Regions from separate parts of the Homo sapiens genome. Here region 1 is linked to region 2. A link is an interaction called in ENCODE POLR2A ChIA-PET data of the cell type or tissue named here. Cell type or tissue: Panc1. All regions are shown on one strand. Each heading gives the region's core, and the rest is flanking DNA. Links, peaks and the distances in the headings are about the cores only. Region 1 overlaps HACD1 (3-hydroxyacyl-CoA dehydratase 1). Region 2 overlaps STAM (signal transducing adaptor molecule).

The links. Peaks named below come from ENCODE experiments on the same cell type or tissue, not always from the same donor. Only the 100,000 strongest peaks of a DNase experiment are listed, where the experiment ranks them.
Region 1: POLR2A ChIA-PET joins it to region 2 with 6 read pairs; 7 of 35 experiments call an interaction of 5 or more read pairs at or near these places.

What each region holds. Positions count from the first base shown.
Region 1 is chr10:17,591,530-17,594,452 of GRCh38, reverse strand. It overlaps HACD1 (3-hydroxyacyl-CoA dehydratase 1), which reads left to right. Exons shown (of 7, transcript NM_014241.4): 6 at 70-248. Among named protein-coding and RNA genes, the nearest start is that of HACD1, 24 kb to the left of the region's middle. In Panc1, for the core only: no CTCF peak of the experiment used is centred there; no DNase peak of the experiment used is centred there.
Region 2 is chr10:17,653,481-17,656,403 of GRCh38, reverse strand. The region is part of intron 1 of STAM (signal transducing adaptor molecule); the gene reads right to left. Among named protein-coding and RNA genes, the nearest start is that of STAM, 11 kb to the right of the region's middle. In Panc1, for the core only: no CTCF peak of the experiment used is centred there; no DNase peak of the experiment used is centred there; H3K27ac peaks cover 350 bases.

The DNA.
Region 1 (2,923 bases), core at 191-2,690, 62 kb after region 2:
ATAGACCTGCAATGTAAAGTCTAATAATTATTGTAGAAAAATAATTCTCTGAGGTTTTTCTTTCTCCAGATATAATTTTTTTATCATCTTATATCCTGTTGGAGTTGCTGGTGAACTTCTTACAATATACGCTGCCTTGCCGCATGTGAAGAAAACAGGAATGTTTTCAATAAGACTTCCTAACAAATACAATGTCTCTTTTGACTACTATTATTTTCTTCTTATAACCATGGCATCATATATACCTTGTAAGTATATACTTATTAGTACTTTGATTTGACATATGATGTGGAAATTTTTGAAAGGATATAATAATATGCAAGGGGAAATAATTAGAAATAATTGCTTACAAATACATTAAAACTTCGGTTTAACTCCATATTTACTGATAATTTGGGAAAAGTGAAGGGAGATAGAGGCAGAAGACAGTTCATTAGCTATGAGAATAAAGGCAGGTAAATTAACGCATGGATTATTGCTTTCTCAAAATCATTTAAACATCAGCTTAGTATGATTTTTTTAAAGAAAGATAAAAACAAATCATGTTTAAAGCATTAGTGCACTTTTTACAAGCATTTAGAATTATATGTCTGAGTATAAACACTGTGTCCAAGAAAATTTCAGATCATTTCTATCTATTCATTAAGCATATACTTGGAAAAATCATCTAGGAGTAGTTTTGAGTCTTATTTGTGTTGCTCTATGTACTTGCAAATAATAAAGCCTCTTTTCTTAAAGGATTTTGAATAAGTCAGCCTCTTCACTAATTTCTCATCATCTTTCAGCAGTTGAAGTGAATTGGTAAGGCTTTACTCCATTTCAGTGCTGCTAATAGTGAGGCAGGGCTCCGTGGCTCATGCCTATAATCCCAGCACTTTGGGAGGCCGAGGCAGGTGGATCACCTGAGGTCAGGAGTTCGAGACCAGGCTGGCCAACATGGCAAAACCCTGTCTCTACTAAAATACAGAAATTAACTGGGCATGGTGGCGCATGCCTGTAATCTCAGCTACTCAGGAGGCTGAGGCAGGAGAATCGTTTGAACCTGAGAGGCAGAAGTTGCAGTGAACTGACATGATGCCATTGCATTCCAGCCTGGGCAATAAGAGTGAGACTCTGTCTCAAAAAAAAAAAGGCGTGGGGGCTAATAGTGATATATTTTTAAGTCAAATATTGATAGCTCTAAAATCTACATCGACATGATACAAATTATTTCATCTAAAGGAGATGCGCATAAAACTTGGCCAGCCCCTTGAGGTCTCCAACTTTTTTTTGTTGTTTTTTTTGAGACAGAGTCTTGCGCTTTTGCCCAGGCTGGAGTGCAGTGGCGCCATCTCAGCTCACTCCAATCGCTGCCTCTCAGGTTCATGGGATTACAAGCGCCTGCCACAGTGCCCACCTAATTTTTGTATTTTTAGTAGAGACGAGGTTTCACCATATTGGCCAGGCTGGTCTCAAACTCCTGACCTCAAGGGATCCACCCACCTTGGTCTCCCAAAGTGCTGGGATTACAGGCATGAGCCCCTGCCCCCGGCAGATGTCTCCAACTTGTATCTTTCCCAAAGTCAAAATTGACTTAGTGGTGAAAGATATGTTTTCCCCTTGTCTTCTACCACTTCAGCCTGATTCTGTATCTGATTTTCTACCCCAGCCAGTTCGGGAGAGCTAAGGAGGGGATGCCTACTCTATTGGTTCACATCCCTCTCTTTTCCCAATGGCAGGTTAATGGTAGCATTACTTGAACAGAACCAGAGCTTGCTTCGGTGTCTGTCTGACAGTTACAGGTTCAAACAGTGGGTTCTCTTCCTCCTCATGGCTTTTGAGGCATCTCCATGGAAATGGAGAGCCTGAAGCACCTTTTTCAGTTGTCCTGGGAGATGTAGACTCTGGCCTGTACCAGTAGCAGCTTCCCAGTTCACCATGCTGCCAGCTACTGAGTCCCACTGGCCAGAGAATCACTCAGCCCAGAACATGTTTTCCACTGCATTTTTTTTTAATTCCCTCCTCCCCCTGCATTCTTAATGTTAGTAATAAATCAATTAATTTTACTTATTAAATCCTTTGCTAATTAAAAGTACTTTTTGAGTACTTAGTATTCAAAAGTAGTAGTATTATTTCTCATTTACATTAAGATGAAAGAGGTTAAGTGAGTTGCTTAAAAATCACTAGCTTGTGGCCTGGTGTGGTGGCTCACACCTGTAATCGCAGCACTTTGGGAGGCCAAGGTGGGAGGATTGCTTGAGGTCAGGAGTTCAAGACCAGCCTGACCACCATGGTGAAACCCCGTCTCTACTAAAAATACAAAAATTAGCCAGACATGGTAGTGGGCACCTGTAGTCCCAGCTACTCAGGAGGCTGATGCAGGAAAATCACTGAAACCGGGGAGGCAGAGGTTGCAGTGAGCCAAGATTACACCACTGCACTCCAGCCTGAGTGACAGAGTGAGACTCCATCTCAAAAAAAAAAAAAAAAAAAAAAATCAGTAGCTGGTGAGTTAAGGCAGGGTTTGAACTCAAGCCCATACCTTCTGTTCAGCTACTCGGAATTTTATGGAAGTATTTACAATAATTGGTCAGTGAGTTTAAGTAATTATGACCTGAGTAAATTTAGCCCCCTAGGTATATATAATGTGATGGTAACCTTTCTTAAGTTAGGAAGAACCTAAATAGAAAGACTTTTTATCCAAAGTTGCCTAAGCAGGATATTCAAAGCTTGTTTTGTGATAAGGTTCATTGGTTTGATTATTCTGATCATCATATTCAGAAATATTTTTACACTGGCATTGTTTATAGCTGATATTAATTTGTTTATCCACCAACATTTATACTATGAAACACTGGTTTGAAACACTGGTTCAAATTGGTTCAAAATATTCTTCAAATTTGACTGGACAGATGACAATTTGTCCAACTGACCTAATAACGTA
Region 2 (2,923 bases), core at 163-2,662:
AGACCTAACCACATGATCAGAACTTCCAATGTGCTTTTGATTTCTCCAGTATTAGCCATGGGCAAACAAGCAAGCTATCTGAAACTATCTTTTTTTTTTTTTTTTTTTTTAAGACGGAGTCTCGCTCTGTCACCCAGGCTGGAGTGCAGTGGTGCGATCTCGGCTCACTGCAACCTCCACCTCCCAGGTCCAAGCAATTCTCCTGCCTCAGCCTCCTGAGTAGCTGGGACTACAGGCACATGCCACAACGTCCAGCTAATTTTTTTGTATTTTTAGTAGAGACGGGTTTCACTGTGTTAGCCAGGATGGTCTCAATCTCCTGACCTGGTGACTCACCCACCTTGGCCTCCCAAAGTGCTGGGATTGCAGGCGTGAGGAAACTACCTTCTAATGTGGAAGATAAAGAAAAAGACCAAAAAAAGAAAAAGAAAAAAGCAACTTAAGAGAAAAAGAATACACACGTAGGAGGAAAAAAAACTTTAAAAAAATCATTATATTTCAAAACAACAGCTGTACAGAAGCAGAGGGTAACCAGTCTTGACTGGAACACTGCAATTCAAAGAGCAGATATGCTGAAAGATAACATCACCAAGATCTTCAATAGCAGTCTCCATTTTTTAAACACAGATGGGTTGGGGGGACAGTGGAAATGACTCATACCAAGATTCTTATCTGTAATGGTTGGTCTTGACCAAGTGATAATGAAATTCTTGTTTCCATACTCTCCTCCATGCCCTGTTGCCTAGATCAACAGAGTACACTTATTTCCTCATTTTGACCTACTACTGAGAGCAGAAGTACGTCAAGTGAGTTTAATCGCAGAAAATAAAAAGCAGTCAACTCTGACCAAATATTTTACAGGTGTATAATACCTGCTATATATCACAGCATCACCTGCTAGTTAGTCACTACCACCGGACAACTAAAATAAGCATCTAGTAAAGACCAAGTGGATAATAACCAATAGGTATTGGTTAGGTAGGGTACCTACCTAGCTACCCTAAAATCTTCTAACATAGAAGATAGCAAAAGCAGGTTATTCACACAGATTAATTCCTTGCATAAGAATTAATACAAAGATCCAAACAATTCATGATCTCAATAAAGCGATTTACTTGCAGGCAATTATAAAATTTGAACACATATTCAGCAAAATGGAATAGCCTTCTAGTCCACGCCATACCCTACCAGAAGTAGCTTACAATCTAAGAAAGGAAATGAAACCAGCAGATAGACTTAGATTTAAGATTGAAAGGGTTTCAAATAATGCAAAGCCCAAAGCAAATTGAAAGACAGGTAAAGATCCTGGAGAGAGAGAAGAGGAGAATCAGGAAGGGCTTCCCGATGTATTTAGAAAATAAGAAGAGGACAGAATAATGAATTAATCTGTTTCTAATTAAGTGAATAAAGTAAAAAGTAAAGTCATCAAAACAGAAAAGAAGTATAATGAAGAATCTAGGCTGGCTGAAATACAGACTACTTTGTGAAAATTTGGAATAATAAGAGAACAACATTAAGACCTAAAATACTATCTCAGGTGTTTGCACTGCTTCAAGAAACATCAGAATGCCAAGAGTTCCAAATAAGGAAATAAAACAACAAGACCTAGACTTTTTTGAAAAATATTAATCTATCACCAATATGTAAAAGCAGTTTGGAAGAGGGAAAAGAGGAGAACTAGCTCAAATTTACCTATCATTGCTCAAGTTTTGGTAATATATTGTAAATCCCTTGAAAATAATAAGGTTTACTTTGGGGAATTATTTCAATAACCATGCTCTCAGTCTAAGTGCTCAAAAAAATGATAAGACTACTCATGTATCTGCAATATGAAGCCACAAAAAGTCATAGTAACACATTGACCTTAAATAATACCTGGTTTAGCCGGGCGCGGTGACCCACGCCTGTAATCCCAGCACTTTGGGAGGCCGAGGTGGGCGGATCACGAGGTCAGGAGATAGAGACCATCCTGGCTAACACAGTGAAACCCCATCTCTACTAAAAATACAAAAAATTAGCCAGGCTTGGTGGTGGGCGCATGTAGTCCCAGCTACCTGGGAGGCTGAGGCAGGAGAATGGCGTGAACCTGGGAGGTGGAGCTTGCAGTGAGCTGAGATCATGCCACTGCACTCCAGCCTGGGTGACAGAGCAAGCCTCCGTCTCAAAAATAATAATAATAATAATAATAACAATAATACCTGGTTTAATGGTTTTCAAACTTAACTTTCAAATGCAGAAACCCTCTACAATGCACTGCTAACTACCCAGAGGGCTAGCATACTTCTGATGCTAACTACCCAGTCAGCAAAGACTTCACAGGTTGAAGACACAGCTCTCCATAAGACTCCCTTCACTTCAAACCTCAGACACAAGCTCTGGGGTCCCCAGGCACTTCTGACCAACTGGATACAAACTGGAAGTTCCCACTACCCTTCAGGATTGATAATTCACCATAGCAACTCACATAGAAAGTACTATACTTACAATTAGAGTTTTATCACAAAAAACACAAACCAGGACCAGCCAATAGAGATACGCAGTTGTCTCTTGGTATACATGGGAGATTGGTTCCAGGATCTTCCACAGATACCAAAATGTATGGATGCTCAAGTCCCTAATATAAAATGGCATTGAATTTGCATAAAGCCTTTGCACATCCTCCTATATACTTTAATTTCTCTAGATCACTTATCATGCCTAATTCAATGTAAATGTTATGTAAATAACTATACTGTATAGGGCATAATGACAAGAAAAATGTCTCTATGTGTTCGGTACAGACATGATATTTTTTCCTCTACAAGTTTTGATCCACTGTTGTTTGAATCCATGAATGCAGACCCCCAGATACAAACAACCACCTGTATGGAGCTAGATCTGGGAGGGTTCCAAACATAAAGCTTCTGTGCTAGGAAGCTTCATC